Linked DNA regions of Homo sapiens: regions 1, 2, 4 and 5 are each linked to region 3. Evidence: chromatin contacts called from ENCODE Hi-C or POLR2A ChIA-PET data. All regions are on one chromosome and are shown on one strand. Each heading gives the region's core, a stretch centred on a gene start or an enhancer-like site at or near the end of the contact. The rest is flanking DNA. Distances are from core to core; before and after follow the strand shown. Region 1 overlaps ARID5B (AT-rich interaction domain 5B). Region 2 overlaps ARID5B (AT-rich interaction domain 5B). Region 3 has its middle 59 kb from the start of ZNF365. Region 4 overlaps ARID5B (AT-rich interaction domain 5B). Region 5 overlaps ARID5B (AT-rich interaction domain 5B).

Region 1 (2,700 bases), core at 65-2,564, 340 kb before region 3:
GAATAACAACAGAGTCTAGAGGACATATTTGTGGGCTGCACAGATATTTTAGGAATTTCAGAAATTAGAACAGGAGCCAAAATGATTTACATTGGCGTTGGCACTGATTCCTTTAAATGGTCTGGGAAAGGGGGTTGGGAAGAGGATGGAGCTCAACTGGCCAGAAGAGGAGCAGCTGCAGTCCTGATAGCTTCTCTAGCCTCGGTCTTTTGAGTGATAAGTAGTCATGTTGTTTTCATCCAGTTGGTTTCTTGTCATTCCCAAGAAGAATCTCCCAGGCCACATCTTTGGGGATAACTGACATACTGGATTAGCCTTTTCAAAAGAAAAGTCATCCTATTTGGTTTTATGGGGTGTGAGTTTTGTGTGTACACACACAGAAACATGTAAGGTGGTTTGGGTCATGTTTTTAACCACCTGGCAATACAGTCCACTTTCTGGTTTCTTTTATTGTGGGAAGTAAATGGTCAAGCTGCTCAGGCAGTGAAAAGATGTGGAGAATGTCCGTTGTCATTCTTGCCACTGTATTCCATTTGCTACCGAGATATAACATTAAGGTGGACACATTTTCTAACTGTATTAATTAAAAGTCAATGGATACAGAGAGTGGATTTTCTCCCCAAGTCCCATCCCTGCTGAAGACCGCTTGGATGAACTCCCCAACCCACTGTGCCCCTCCCGCAACACTACCAGTAGACTTTAGAACCATAGTTAACTAAGTCTTTTACCTCTGAGATACTTAATTCTGGGAAAATTGGTGACAATTTTCAACTTCTAAATAGGTAACTCGACTGCAAAATAATCAAAACTGATAACAATGAAACTGCGGCTCTTAAACAAAGCCATGCATGCCGTGCATTTGTATTGAAATGTCTCCATGATATGAAGCCAAATATTCAATGTAACATACTTAATATCCAAAGGTGGAAACAAAAGAATGTAGAGATCCAGTGTTAAGAGTTCCATTTGCTTCAATTAATTATTTACCTTCCTGTGGAATAATATATATATATATATTTAATAGAACCATAGATAGACTAGTAGAATTTAGATTATAAATGTGTGAGTGCAGATTATCCTGCTATTGCACAAGCTAGAGGGGGGAAAAATCTCAATTCCAGCTGGCAAGATGCTAGCCAGGACACATATAAGAAAGTTGCACTAGATTGAATGGTCACAGAATCGGAGGACATGGAAGAAAAAGGAAACTTCGGTGGTTCTGCAGCAGACATGGGCTAGGTCATATGTGGTTTCTATGAGTTCGTGTCTCAAAAAAAAAAGGAGGGGGGGCATCTGTCCCCGGTGGAGCTCACCTATTTGGAATATGGGGCATTTGTTTTTTCCACTGCAATGATTTCAGTCTGGTTTCATCATGTTGGAATTCGATCACACCATTTTCAAACAATGTTAACATAGTCCAGCTTTTGTTTTTCTCATCTCTTCTGAGAGGAGACTCACTGTTTCTGTCTGAGGAAGCTCATACCCTCGGCAAAACATCAGGACAAATAAAGAGAAATGGGGGTACGCATTCCCAACAGAAGCAGTGTGTTATTTGTTTTAAAACTCTGAACAGAGATCTTGGAAATCTTTCAAAAAGACCATTGAATTCTTCATTGGCTGAGAACGACGTTTTAAAATGTCTTAAATAAGGCTTTGTTTGCATTGTTTGAGTTCAAGGGGCCTTATTATTGAATGGAATTGCACAAGCCTTTCTTTGTGCAATCAAACCATTGTTATTGGTAGTTCTGTAAAGGAAACTGTGGAATCGAATTGGCAGTGGAGTCATAAATCTATTTACTGAGTGTGGCTTCCAAGAAATGTTGCAATTCAAAATGCACTAAGTCTGTGATTTATTGGAGATTTGGAGATTCTAAATAATATTTTTAAAAAACTTCCATGCAACTTCTGGTTTAATGTTTGGCAACTCCACATGATAAAAAAATAAAAACAGCCCAACCGAGTTTCGGAATTAAGTATTCTTCTAGTAAGTGATTCAAACTTGTAATATTTGCCACAGGACTGACTTATTTATTTACTAGCTAGAAGCTCTTAAGTTCACTTGTTTATCAGGGCATATACAGAAGGGTTTGTTAAAACTCGATGTTAACTTTACAACTTTCTGACCTGGTGCATGAATTCTCAAGTACTGTATTTCACTGTGTTGGTGTGTCTGATGGAAATTTCGAGGTGGTCCCACAAAAATATTTTATGTAGTGTGCCTTCAAAGAGAACCATTTATTTCTCTTCACTTATCGTCCCACAAAGTCACATTTGGTGGTGGTCAGCCAAGTCGCATCTGGTCTAGTTTTACTCTTGTCCCAATTTTAAAGAGAAATGGGAATGAGTTTGCCCTGGTGAGACCCATACCATTGCAATGATTATCTTGAGCACTTAAAGTCCAGTGTTGGCTGTTAGTGTATTTGATATTCTGCCTGTCTCCTCATGGTTGAAATATGTCTGAAGAATAGCAGCATAATCTCTTGGCTGTTTATACTTTTTTAAACTTTCCTGTGTTGTAAATATTGTATACTTTTGGTGATTCCAGCTATGTAACCTCTATGCTCTGTAAGGTGATTATTTGTATATAGCAACATGGCCCAGTGATATTATATAGTTTCCCAATGGAGAGGTTATTGAGTAACCTTTGCATTAGTTTAAACACTACCAGAAGAATGCTGAGCCAACTATAAACACTCAATT
Region 2 (2,700 bases), core at 53-2,552, 490 kb before region 3:
TAGACTAGTGGTTTTCCTTCTAAAGCCAAAGAGTTTTTTGATAATCTTCCTATATATACTGTTACACCCCCCAGTTTTGTGAACACACAATAACTAGTCTTATGACTTGCGGTAATGCTGAATAATACATCTGTTGTGTTACTTTCCTAATGTATGATCTAAGTTGTATTACCATTGTCTTATGTTTTCCTTAACATTAAAACCTTTCTTTTGTTTGTTTAATTTTGTGTGTGTGTGTTATGGAATATACTGTTACTAATAAAAAATTAAACAGGAAACCCACAGGGGACAAAAGGATGTGTAGATGGTTAAGCTTGATGTCACACATATAAACAAGAGTATTTATAGCAAGGTTTATGTTTAAAATTGTGTTTAAAATGGATAATTTATTAATGAACAGGAAAATAAGTCTAATTTCTTAATTCCACCCAAAGAAATAAAAGGTTGATCCTCTTGGATTCTAAAAAAAAAGAAGGTCCATATTCTACCTTTTTGCAGTTGATTCCAGAAGAAATTGGTTTATAGTGAATATTCACAGTACTTGCAGGTGGTTTGGCCTGGAAAATCTAGATGAGTGGTTTTTAAATTTAGTTGCTTATTAGACTCAAGAAAGAAATTTAAAAAACAATACTGATTACTGAGACCAGCTTTTCTAGATTCTTCATTCAGTAGGAGTAAGGAAAGGCCAATGAATGTGTATTGATAAAAAGGTTCCTGGCCGGGTGCGGTGGCTCACGCCTGTAATCCCAGCACTTTGGGAGGCCGAGGCAGGTGGATCACCTGAGGTCAGGAGTTCAAGACCAGCCTGGCCAACATGGTGAAACCCCATCTCTACTAAAAATAGAAAAATTAGTCACGTGTGGTGGCAGGGGCCTGTAATCTCAGCTACTTGGGAGGCTGAGGCAAGAGAATTGCTGGAACCTGGGAGGCAGAGGTTGCAGTGAGCCGAAATCATCACACCTTTGCACTCCAGCCTGGGCGACAACAGCGAGGCTCTGTCTCAAAAACAAAACAAAACAAAACAAAAAAGGCTTTTAGGTTGAGTCTGATTTTGTTTGTTTGTTTTGGTCTCATTTTGGAGACAGCTTTATGATTAGTGCTGAAGAAGGGAAAATGATCAACAGGAGAGTTGATTGGGAGGCTCTCTCCTGGGGCACAAGAAACACCATGTACTTAAAAAATTTTTAATGTAAAATACCCCTTTAAGGATAGAATTTAGGGCCTTGAAATTCTACTCAGTTGCTATGAACTGTGGGGAATTTGAGACAAATAGCTTTTGTAATTGGAATGCACACTGTGTTGTAATAATGTGGAAAGAGAAACAAAAACTTTCCTTAATGTAATGAGTTTCCATTATCTGCCTAATCTAAGGTTTGTAAGTCTACATTGTCAGGATTTATATTGAGGAGATAGGGGGTGTCATTTTCTGTACACATTCCTGTCCCCACAACTTTCTCTTCAGCCTCTTCTATAACATCAAAATATTTGTTGTCTGTACTTTTCTTTCTCCGCAGTGGTTTTCTTATCTCCTTTTCTGTTGGTCACACTGAAACCACCTCCAATACCACATTGTTAATGGAAATTCACACACTTATTAGGTTTTTCCTTCTGTAGAACCCTTCCAACTCCTCATTGTTCTTACCAAAGAAAGAAGATGAACTGTGAGATTATTTGAGGCCCCCCCCCTTTTTTTCTGGTGGAAGTAAGCAAAGAACGGAAAGATCTCACCTTTCTATGGATAAAGTAAAACTCCAACATGTTATCGTTTTTTAACTGAGTTATTTCATAATGTTGAAACATGAATAATAACAAAATAATTAGATTGGTTCTTAGAGAAGGGATTTTAAAATATAAAAGCTCATTAAAGCACTTTTCTTGCTTAGTGTTTAGGTAGAATAAGTTCGCTTTAATTCCAGTTTGTGTCACTTCCTGTCTCTCTCTGAATAGTAAAAAAAAAAAACAAGAATGTTCTCACAAATGTGTGTCTGCCAACAAATTAATACTCCACAAAGAGAAACTCTGCCCCACATGGCAGCTTCCAATAAATGCTCTGATTCAAATCACAACTCTTTCATTTTTTTTTTATCCCCTTCCCCCTTGAGGGAGCACATTTAGACAATATTTGAGGATGTCATCTTTCTGCTTTTTAAAACTCTCTAGAGTTTTCATTTAAGACTCTTAATGGTTGATGACTAAAACTACAGATCTGGATAGTGGAAAAACTAATAATCTTAAAAAACACTTCTGAAATGTGGTAAAGTGCATTCATTCTCTTCCCTCCTCTTTGTCCTTTTCAAAGAAAGAAAGTTCAATATGAAACCAATGCAAATTATGACTTTACTCAGTGAGATATTTTACCTTCTTTCAGACTGTTTCATACTGAAGTTTATAAAAAAAAAAGAAAAATAACTATGTTAAAATAGGAGGGTTAAGGAATGTATTATTCATAAGCATAATGAACACAAGAACCTGTTTTTCCAGAAGAATTGGGTTGATTAAATCATTCACCACACAAGCCTCTAGTTATTTATTTTTGTCTTTAGAATTACAGTACTTAGCTTTTATAATAAAGTGGACTTGATACCCATATTTGGTATGGCAGTTGAAAGTAGTCAAATGAAGAATTATTTCATTTTACAAAATTTTTAGTAAGTAAGGAATATAAACACTATCAGTTAAACATAGCAAACTTGCATTTTT
Region 3 (2,701 bases), core at 4-2,503:
AAGATGTTTAAGCTATTTTTTAGTCTGGTTTACTGTGATTTGTCTGCCACTTGAGACTTCCAGCAGTATTGTTCATGAGTGGATGCAGGTTAAACCTGCAAGCCGTGGCCCTGTGAACATGGGCTCTGGAGGTGAGGGGTCCAGCCTTTGTCCGGATTAGCATTGCTGGGAGCTGAGGGGCAAATAAGATATTTTAGGAGAGCAGTTTTTAGGAGAGCAGTTTCTTGTTTCCCATATTGTCTCCATCATTTGGTCCCAGACATTTTACTCATGTGCTTCAGAAGTAATTTGAGCCAATACTTTGTTAATTCAACCCTGAATTCAATCTTCCATAGCAGGAAGCAACCTTAGGAATGACAGCAGGTCAGGGCTGCTCCTATAGTTTGAGGGACTTCTGTTTTTCTGTCTTGGAGTCTGATTTCCAGGAAGAATTTCACTGAAATGGGTACCTTAGTATTTACAAACCTAGCACAGATGGATTGACCATTGACATTTCCTGGGTTCTTTTTCTAAGCCCCTTACTTAAACAATTAATACCTTGAAATCTTTTAAAAGACCACTGCCTTTTAAGACCATTGTGAGTATATTAATACCTCCATATTTTCAGTTTAGCCTGATGTTGGGTAAAATGTAAATGCACAACAAATGATAGCAACTATTACCATTATTATAATGACAGAAGACGGGCAATTTTGCAAGAGCCAATTAGGATAAGTATCAGGCCCTAAAAGATTTCCAAATATATCAGTAAGATTGATGAAAATCAGGAAGAAGACCACTTCTTTATCTCAAATAATATGAAAAAGTTTCAGTCCCCAGAATATTCTCTTGAAAGCCCTAAAATGTACATGGAGATCTTTCCCAGTAAACCCAAATTAGGCATTAACTCCTCTCACTTTTCATTTATCATGAGATTTAACAAACTTAAGGATTTGTCCACAGCAAAACCACTCCACACTTTGGGTTTTCCCTAAAAACTCAGATTATCAGGGAAATCAAACCAAAAGGAACTTCAAATTCATCCTAGATCATGGACTGTTCCTTGTAGAACCTACTGCTTGATATGAAGTTTGATTTGGATTTGTTTGAACAGGAATAAAAACTGAGGTAAAGGAAAGGCTACAATAACTCCAATAGAAGTAATGAGTTACTAAACAGTTTAATGAGTTTTGGAGGCCCCTGAAATTTGGGTTCCTGAAATGAATTCTCTCAGACAGTAGACAAATGACTCACCAACTTTGGCCATCGAGGCGGGCTGAGTCATCTAAAGTCAGCTGAATCACCTGCTTTCAGCTCTGTTTTATAAGAATTGGGGCTGGCTGGATATTTCTGTCCCTCTGATTGCAAGTATTAAGCATTTAAAAAAACAGAGAATATGATGTCCTTCTTAGGAAAACCACACAAATTGCTCATGCACAGATGGACTGCATTAGTGAAAACAGATTAGTAATTGCTTTTAGTTCCTGATGATGAAAAAGTGGCTCTGAACACCTACCTCGCTGGATTCTTTACTCACCAGATAAACCAAGTGATACTTGATGACGATCCAGATTTGGATTTAAGAAGCAGAAGGTCAACTCCACAGAGCTCCAAGTCAGGTTGAGAGCATCCTGAGATGGCATCGGTAGAGCTTGCCTTTAAATCCTGGACCCCAATCCAGGCCAAACACACATTATGATTGGAGTTAAAAAAAATGTTTTCACAACAAGGAAATATTGAAATAAGTCAGCTAACATTTTCATTTGGAAATACAGAGGAAGTTAAGGCGTTTTGGGGGTGCTTAGTTTCCTTGTGTGTATTTTTATAGTTTTTTAGTGGGATGGAGATTTAGTGGAGGCAGGCTGGTACAAGGGAAAGAATCCAGGTCCAGGAACTGAAGATTCTTAGTGAGCTGTGTGACCCAGATGTACTTTCAGGGCTTTCTCAGACTTAGTTTCTTCTGCTAGTAAATGAAAATGTGTGTGTTAGTGTTTCCTAAACCTGCTTGAACATAAGGATCACCTGGGGCACGTGTTAAAAAAATCTGAATGCACTTGGCCTCACCCAAACCTGTCGGAATCCGAATCAGCAGGGTGAGGCCTGAGAATTGATATTTTAACCAGCACCTTGGGTGATTTTTTTGTTCAGACAAGTTTGGGAAACATTGAATTAGATAATCAGTAAGATATGCTTCGGGTCTAAGATTGCTCAGTGGTGCTTCAACACAGCAAACCTTATTTTTTTTTTCTCCCTGTAAATTGGAGAAACAACAATCAAATGAAAAACAAATCAACTGATGGGTGGAGAGGTTTTGGTGGGGCTAATGTGCAACTTTATCACAATGCTTACAAACGTTTGTGGGTATACTTAACCTCAGGTGCTCAAGGACTGTGTGTTGTCCCTGCTCTAAATTGATACTTCCTCTTAGGAAGGGCCTGAACAATTCATTCATCCTAGAATGAAGAGCCTTCTTGCATTTTCTCTCTGGCATATTAATATAATTAGATGTCGGTGGGACTGAGACTAGCAGGGAAAGCACTGAAAGCAGTCAATGACTTTACCTACTTGGAAGACTGCACGGAACCGGCTCCACTTGAAGTAGGAAAGCCTGCCTCAGAAGGACAGTGAAATAGGACATTTCTCCCCTAAGCAAGGAAGTATACTGGAAATCAGAACAAAATTAGTGTTGTCATTGCAGAGTGCAAGCTCTGGGCAGCCTCCT
Region 4 (2,700 bases), core at 93-2,592, 470 kb before region 3:
GATTGGAGGGTTTCTTTTTTCATGAATGTGTAGGAAGGAAGGGCATGACTGTCTTATTTCATATATTTTTCTTTTATATTTTCAAATTATAAATTTTGACAACAGGAGACAATAGGTAATATTCATTCTCTACTGTCTGGACAGCATGGAAATACTACGTACAGTAATGTCTTCAGTAGTTACTTTCTCTTTAGAAAGCTCCAAGGAAGCTCACAACAGTAGGAAGTCCTACTGAAACTCCTTTTGGTAAAGTGGAGCACGTTTTGTAATGGAAACACATTTTCTATGGCTTAATTTTTATATATAGGGTTTTCATAAAATGAGACTTGCCTAAGGATTCTTTTGGAAGCCTTTTGCCTCTTTTAACAGCAATGTGTTTATTATAGGAATCAGTCTCCTGCTCACTTATAAAATATTCTAAATATTCACTTATAAATATTCTAAATATTTATAAGATTATGAGTTTTGTCTTTTAAGTAGGGAGTTCTGCATATTGTTTTTGGCCAAAATGTAGCCTGCCTCCTTGAGCATGAGTTGAAGCCCAAGATGAGAAGCCCTTTTTTTTCCCCTCTGACCAAGATCTCATCTGCCATTTACTAGATTAGGCTACTTGAAGGGAAGGAAATGAGGGCCCCCTTCTTTTAATCCAGGACATTGTTAGGTATATCATAGGTGCTCCGTAGGTATGTTGGATGAATGGATGGATGATTAGACCTTAAATCTTGTACTTGGCAGCAACATAATGTAGTGGTAAGGGACTAAAAGTCTGGCAGACATAGACTAGCACTCTGGATCCCCAATCTCTAGCTTTATGCCCTTCGGCAAGTTGTAGAGTATCAGTTTTCTCATCTGTAAAATGGGTATAATAAATCTATCTGATAGGGATACTGTAGGATTTAATAACATATAGAATCCCAGGTGCTTATGGACATTTTTCTGGTGCCATAAAGCACTTGATACATGGTAGCATTATTAAACTCTTAAGCCTTAAATCAGGATATCCTAGACTTTAGTCATTTATAAAGCAACTTTATAGTTCTTGCCATACCAATAACACTGTTTTATTATTTACTTAATTTTTCTTTAAATTAATTGCTTTTTAATTTAAAGAACTTTAAGTAGGAAATTTTATATCATCACTGTAAATGGAAAACCTGTATCACTTGCTATAATTAATGGTGAAGGTAAATATATAATCCTTAAAATAAAAAATATGTTTATCCATGTACCACCTAACATTGACTTGGGTACCGCTAGTGTATACCACAGTTAAGTCATTTCCTTTGAGGCTTTTCTCTTGGGCAACAGCCTAACCTAGGTTATCGATAGCTTTGAGACCTTCTGAGACCATGCAAGCCTCGTGTCAACAACAAGCTAGAAAGGGTTGGAACCGGTTGCGCTGAATTAATCTATAGGCTCAGAAGTGTAACTGCCACACAGATGTGAAGTCTGAAAATAACCCACCGTGCACCTGCCCTTTTCGCGTGTCAGTTACAGTGTTAACTGAGCACCAGAGGATGAAATGCTGTAGGAACAGTAAAGGCATGAATCTTACCTTCCAGATGCTCAGACTCTTATCAGTGGTTTGATACCTAGCCCCTTGATTGGGCTTGGGGACCTCAGTGTCTCAATTCTGGGCAATTTCTTTCTTTCTTTCTTTCTTTTTTTTCTGAGATGGAGTTTCACTCTTGTTGCTCAAGCTGGAGTGCAATGGTGCAATCTCGGCTCACTGCAACCTCTGCCTCCCCGGTTCAAGTGATTCTCCTGCCTCAGCCTCCCAAGTAGCTGGGATTACAGGCACTCACCACCACACCTGAATAATTTTTTGTATTTTTAGTAGAAACAGGGTTTCACCGTGTTAGCCAGGCTGGTGTCAAACTCCTGACCTCAGGTGATCCGCCAGCCTAGGCCTCCCAAAGTGCTGGGATTACAGGCGTGAGCCATCGCACCCGGCCTTCTCGGCAATTTCTGAATACAGATCTTAGCAGGGTGAGGGAAACGGTAATTGTTATTACTACCAACTGGCCCCAAACAGTTATTGCATAACGTTGCACAACTGAGTCCTGGGTAAAATGAGCTTCTTCAGAAATTGCCTCGCCAAAGGTGATTTGCCAAGGTTGAATCCTTCGGATTGTCTGCATTGGAACAACCCCCTTGCCCAAGCACTGAGCTTAAGCTAGATAAAAGGAAATAAACACTGCTTTAAAAGGGAGTGCACTTTAGCAGCACACAAAAAACAAAGGTGAAGGCTCACATCTGTGTTGCATTGCATAATTGATAAAAGCTGAAGCACCATTAGAAACAGCCTCATCATCCATACTCCTCTCCTAATCATTTAAATATGTACAGCATGTTTTAGGATGCTTGTTAATGACTCTACGGGCACGTTGGTAGTCAGAACATTACATGTGGGTTTGAGAAATAGGCCTGGATCATTTGCCAGACAATCTAATTCTGACAGTGTAGTGAAGGCCATCTTCAATTTGACTGTGCTCCACTCTGTTATGCTGTGAAAGAAAAAGATAATTCAGCTGAGCATTCTGCCGTTGGCTAGAAACACCGCAGTTCTGAATACAAATATTATGCAGGTAAATGAATCATTAAAAGAATAGAGGCATAAAATATCTGACAGATGAACTCCTAAAGTTTGGACTAGAATAAATTTTCCCATATATGAGCAGTACCTTCATCCATCGACTA
Region 5 (2,700 bases), core at 173-2,672, 380 kb before region 3:
CTCCACGGTATTCATTTCGTTGCATCTTTTTATTTTTGCTTTTTCTCTTTATCTCTCTGTGCCTGTGTCTTGGAGGCAGTTTTCAATTCAGCATCTGACTTTGGTATTCAGAGCTTTTGAAGCTCTATGCTGTGCCTGTTCCTGCCACCTCCCTTCCCCTGGTTGCCGTGGGCTGGGGGAGGTAGGCATTTTGATTAGTCAACAGAAAGACTTCCTACCTCCCAGTTTGGCCTGTTATGAGTAAAGGACAGATGATTAAGCACCCACGTCATTGAGGCTGAGATTTCATAGTGGGTGACACAATGACATAGTTTACTCTGCTTGTGTCAAAAATAGACCAGCTGAACCGTCCTCTTTCTGAATGTGTTCATCTAAATGTGTTTTGGAGATTAACAGAGGATGAAATTAGAAATAGCTAGAATTAATCTTTTTAGTTATGTATTTTTCAAAGTCACTTCTAATTTACATTAGACTAAAATTAAAGATACATAGCAAAATATTTAGATGTATACATATGCCCACAAGCATTTATATACTTTTAAAGATCTCTGTTAACATAGAATGAAAGTAAATTCTACGCTGTTGTTCAAGACCCAGGTCAATTTTTTACCTAAGCATTCTTTGGAATCTTGAAAGTGCATGCATGCCTGAAGTATTTTGCACGACAAAGGGTAAAGTATCACTTTATATTTTTAGACTTACCTTTCTGACTTTTGTGGGCTTGGGTCAGATTTCCATGGTTCTGTTTACTGCATTTAGGTGTTATTTTTGTGCTAAAGACAGCAATCGTCCCTTTAGGATTTTAGTTGACGAACAGATTTCAACTGACACCAGTTTCCAGATCAAATAACTAAACTTCTGAAAATGGGACCATTTTGATTAGTGGTGAATTTGGAAGAGTCTGATGTAGAAAAAAAAAAACATGAGTTAAGTTCTGTGTTGACAGTCTACTGTTTCTCTGCCATGTACTCTACCTCCTTCCCAGTGTAATGAAGTAAATCTTAGACTTTCACATTCTAAAAAATCTTATCTTTAAGCATCATTGTTTCATTAGGAAATTTTAAGGACTTTTTTGCTTAGAATTTCTTCATACTTCTAAGATTCCAAAGGGTTAAGAAGAGATCAACCAGTAGAAATGTGTATTTTCCAGTTTCTTGCTGAAAACAAATCTCTTTCCCTAAAGTTATTGTTGTTTTGCACATTTAACTTTCTGCGAATTAACTCCACATGGATGCCATGAATGACATTTTCTTGTAAGTTGGACACCTCAGCCCTAGAACTATCTACCTAGGACTTTGGTTTCCATCGTCTTGAAGGATGTCAGCAGGAACAGTTCATTCCCTACTATGTAGTTTGCAAGATCCTGCAGAATGGCGCAAGAAGGTTTCAAGACCATAACATTCAGCAGAGCTTGTACTGCCCATGCCTTCTGTTGGTGCCCAGCCCATCCTTCTTGGTTGACAGCATTTGTTTACTCCAGCATATTCTGTACCTGAGCCCGGCAGGATAAAGCTCCTTCCCATGCCACTTGGAATCACCACCAAGGTCTGCTTCTGAGAATTTTACAGAACTCATACAATTGATCTGAAAGAGCAGACCTCCAATGTTTCTTTCCATGGAAGGCAGCTCAGAACTCACTGTTGGGTTCACAAAGCCGAGAAGAACAAGAGCCTGCTATACAGATGGGCCATATTTGATGTTCACTGACTTCTTAACAAGAAGGATAGAAGTCAGTCCTGGGTTTTCTAAGTGACGCCTTTACTCCATCCCCGCAACAGTGCTGCCCGTCAGAATCTTTACAAAGAGATGGATCATTCTTCCACCGTTGGTGTTCAATGGTGAACAGATGAATGTCATGCTGCAGTCAGCTCCTAGGGACTGGTCTAATGGCTTGGCTCTTTTCAGAGTCTTGGATTACAGTCATGCCTTGGCTGCTTCCAGTGGGTCTGGCAAGACCACTTAAGCAAAAAGATCAGTAGGTATGAAGTGTGACGAGCTTGTCTGTTGACACCAACAGGCAGATGTAAAATCCCTACAGAATGAACAAGCCACATCTGGGATGAGGACAGTCATTAAAAAGCATGTGTGTCTTAACATGGTCTTTTCTCATGAAACACTGCAGTAGAGATTATGAGTCTGTGACCATCTAATCATCTGTTGAATTGAAAGCAGCATCTTAGAGGACAGTGAGCTGTTTGACTTTGTGACCAAGACCCATGTGACTGTTTCTTTTTAAAAGTGCCTCAAACAGACCATTTCTAACTAAGCACCAACTTCATGCAGCTCCACACAGCAAAGCTCTTAGAGTGGGACCCACTGGGTTTGTTGTGTTCATGACTGGAAAAATAAGTCAAGTGATTTGCCGGTCGCCATCAAAACGTTGCACTCCCTCAATGAGAACATGAAAACCAGCTTTGCAAGACCATGTTTTCCAACGGAGAGAGAATTACATGGCTCCCCAAAGACAGCAAGTGTCACGTGGGGAGGAAACTACCAGTTCTTTGAAGATCTCATGACTGTGTTCAGCCCAAATCCTGCCATTTTTTTCTGGAATAATCTTAAAGCAGTGAACCTGAGGCCCAGGCCTTTCATAGAGTGATCTATAACAGAAATCTTCATGGCATAGGACCCTAATAAAAGGCCTACATTGATAGAAGGCAAATTATTTTTAATATCCCGTATGCATTTTCTGAAGGGCAG

Evidence for each region. Hi-C counts contacts between places; a loop is a spot of excess contacts on that map. ChIA-PET counts read pairs that join two places held with the same protein, here RNA polymerase II (POLR2A). Pooled maps may share reads with other maps.
Region 1: a loop to region 3 is called in a map of IMR-90, with 2.5 times the contacts of the local background. The contact joins two enhancer-like sites. A Hi-C loop is called at or near these places in 1 of 168 maps with a recorded cell type or tissue (IMR-90) and 1 of 50 pooled maps. POLR2A ChIA-PET finds 5 or more read pairs at or near these places in 1 of 52 experiments (activated CD4-positive, alpha-beta T cell).
Region 2: a map with no recorded cell type shows a loop between it and region 3 (3-fold over the local background). The contact joins two enhancer-like sites. A Hi-C loop is called at or near these places in 1 of 37 single-sample maps with no recorded cell type and 4 of 50 pooled maps. POLR2A ChIA-PET finds 5 or more read pairs at or near these places in 1 of 52 experiments (MCF 10A).
Region 4: a pooled map shows a loop between it and region 3 (2.6-fold over the local background). The contact joins two enhancer-like sites. A Hi-C loop is called at or near these places in 2 of 50 pooled maps. POLR2A ChIA-PET finds 5 or more read pairs at or near these places in 2 of 52 experiments (K562 and OCI-LY7).
Region 5: a loop to region 3 is called in a map of ascending aorta, with 7 times the contacts of the local background. The contact joins two enhancer-like sites. A Hi-C loop is called at or near these places in 1 of 168 maps with a recorded cell type or tissue (ascending aorta), 7 of 37 single-sample maps with no recorded cell type and 13 of 50 pooled maps. POLR2A ChIA-PET finds 5 or more read pairs at or near these places in 3 of 52 experiments (B cell, PC-3 and activated CD4-positive, alpha-beta T cell).

What each region holds. Positions count from the first base shown.
Region 1 is chr10:62,094,102-62,096,801 of GRCh38, forward strand. It overlaps ARID5B (AT-rich interaction domain 5B), which reads left to right. Exons shown (of 10, transcript NM_032199.3): 10 at 1-2,700. Among named protein-coding and RNA genes, the nearest start is that of LINC02621, 160 kb to the right of the region's middle. Within about 2 kb of position 1,315, at least 7 of the 41 ENCODE cell types and tissues checked have a DNase peak (open chromatin) inside an H3K27ac peak, as active enhancers do.
Region 2 is chr10:61,941,794-61,944,493 of GRCh38, forward strand. All of the region lies in intron 3 of ARID5B (AT-rich interaction domain 5B), which reads left to right. Among named protein-coding and RNA genes, the nearest start is that of ARID5B, 41 kb to the left of the region's middle. Within about 2 kb of position 1,303, at least 13 of the 41 ENCODE cell types and tissues checked have a DNase peak (open chromatin) inside an H3K27ac peak, as active enhancers do.
Region 3 is chr10:62,432,063-62,434,763 of GRCh38, forward strand. It overlaps a transcript of ZNF365 not described here. Among named protein-coding and RNA genes, the nearest start is that of ZNF365, 59 kb to the left of the region's middle. Within about 2 kb of position 1,254, at least 7 of the 41 ENCODE cell types and tissues checked have a DNase peak (open chromatin) inside an H3K27ac peak, as active enhancers do.
Region 4 is chr10:61,960,094-61,962,793 of GRCh38, forward strand. The region is part of intron 3 of ARID5B (AT-rich interaction domain 5B); the gene reads left to right. Among named protein-coding and RNA genes, the nearest start is that of ARID5B, 60 kb to the left of the region's middle. Within about 2 kb of position 1,343, at least 4 of the 41 ENCODE cell types and tissues checked have a DNase peak (open chromatin) inside an H3K27ac peak, as active enhancers do.
Region 5 is chr10:62,051,014-62,053,713 of GRCh38, forward strand. The region is part of intron 5 of ARID5B (AT-rich interaction domain 5B); the gene reads left to right. Among named protein-coding and RNA genes, the nearest start is that of ARID5B, 150 kb to the left of the region's middle. RefSeq lists an enhancer at 1-669. Within about 2 kb of position 1,423, at least 2 of the 41 ENCODE cell types and tissues checked have a DNase peak (open chromatin) inside an H3K27ac peak, as active enhancers do.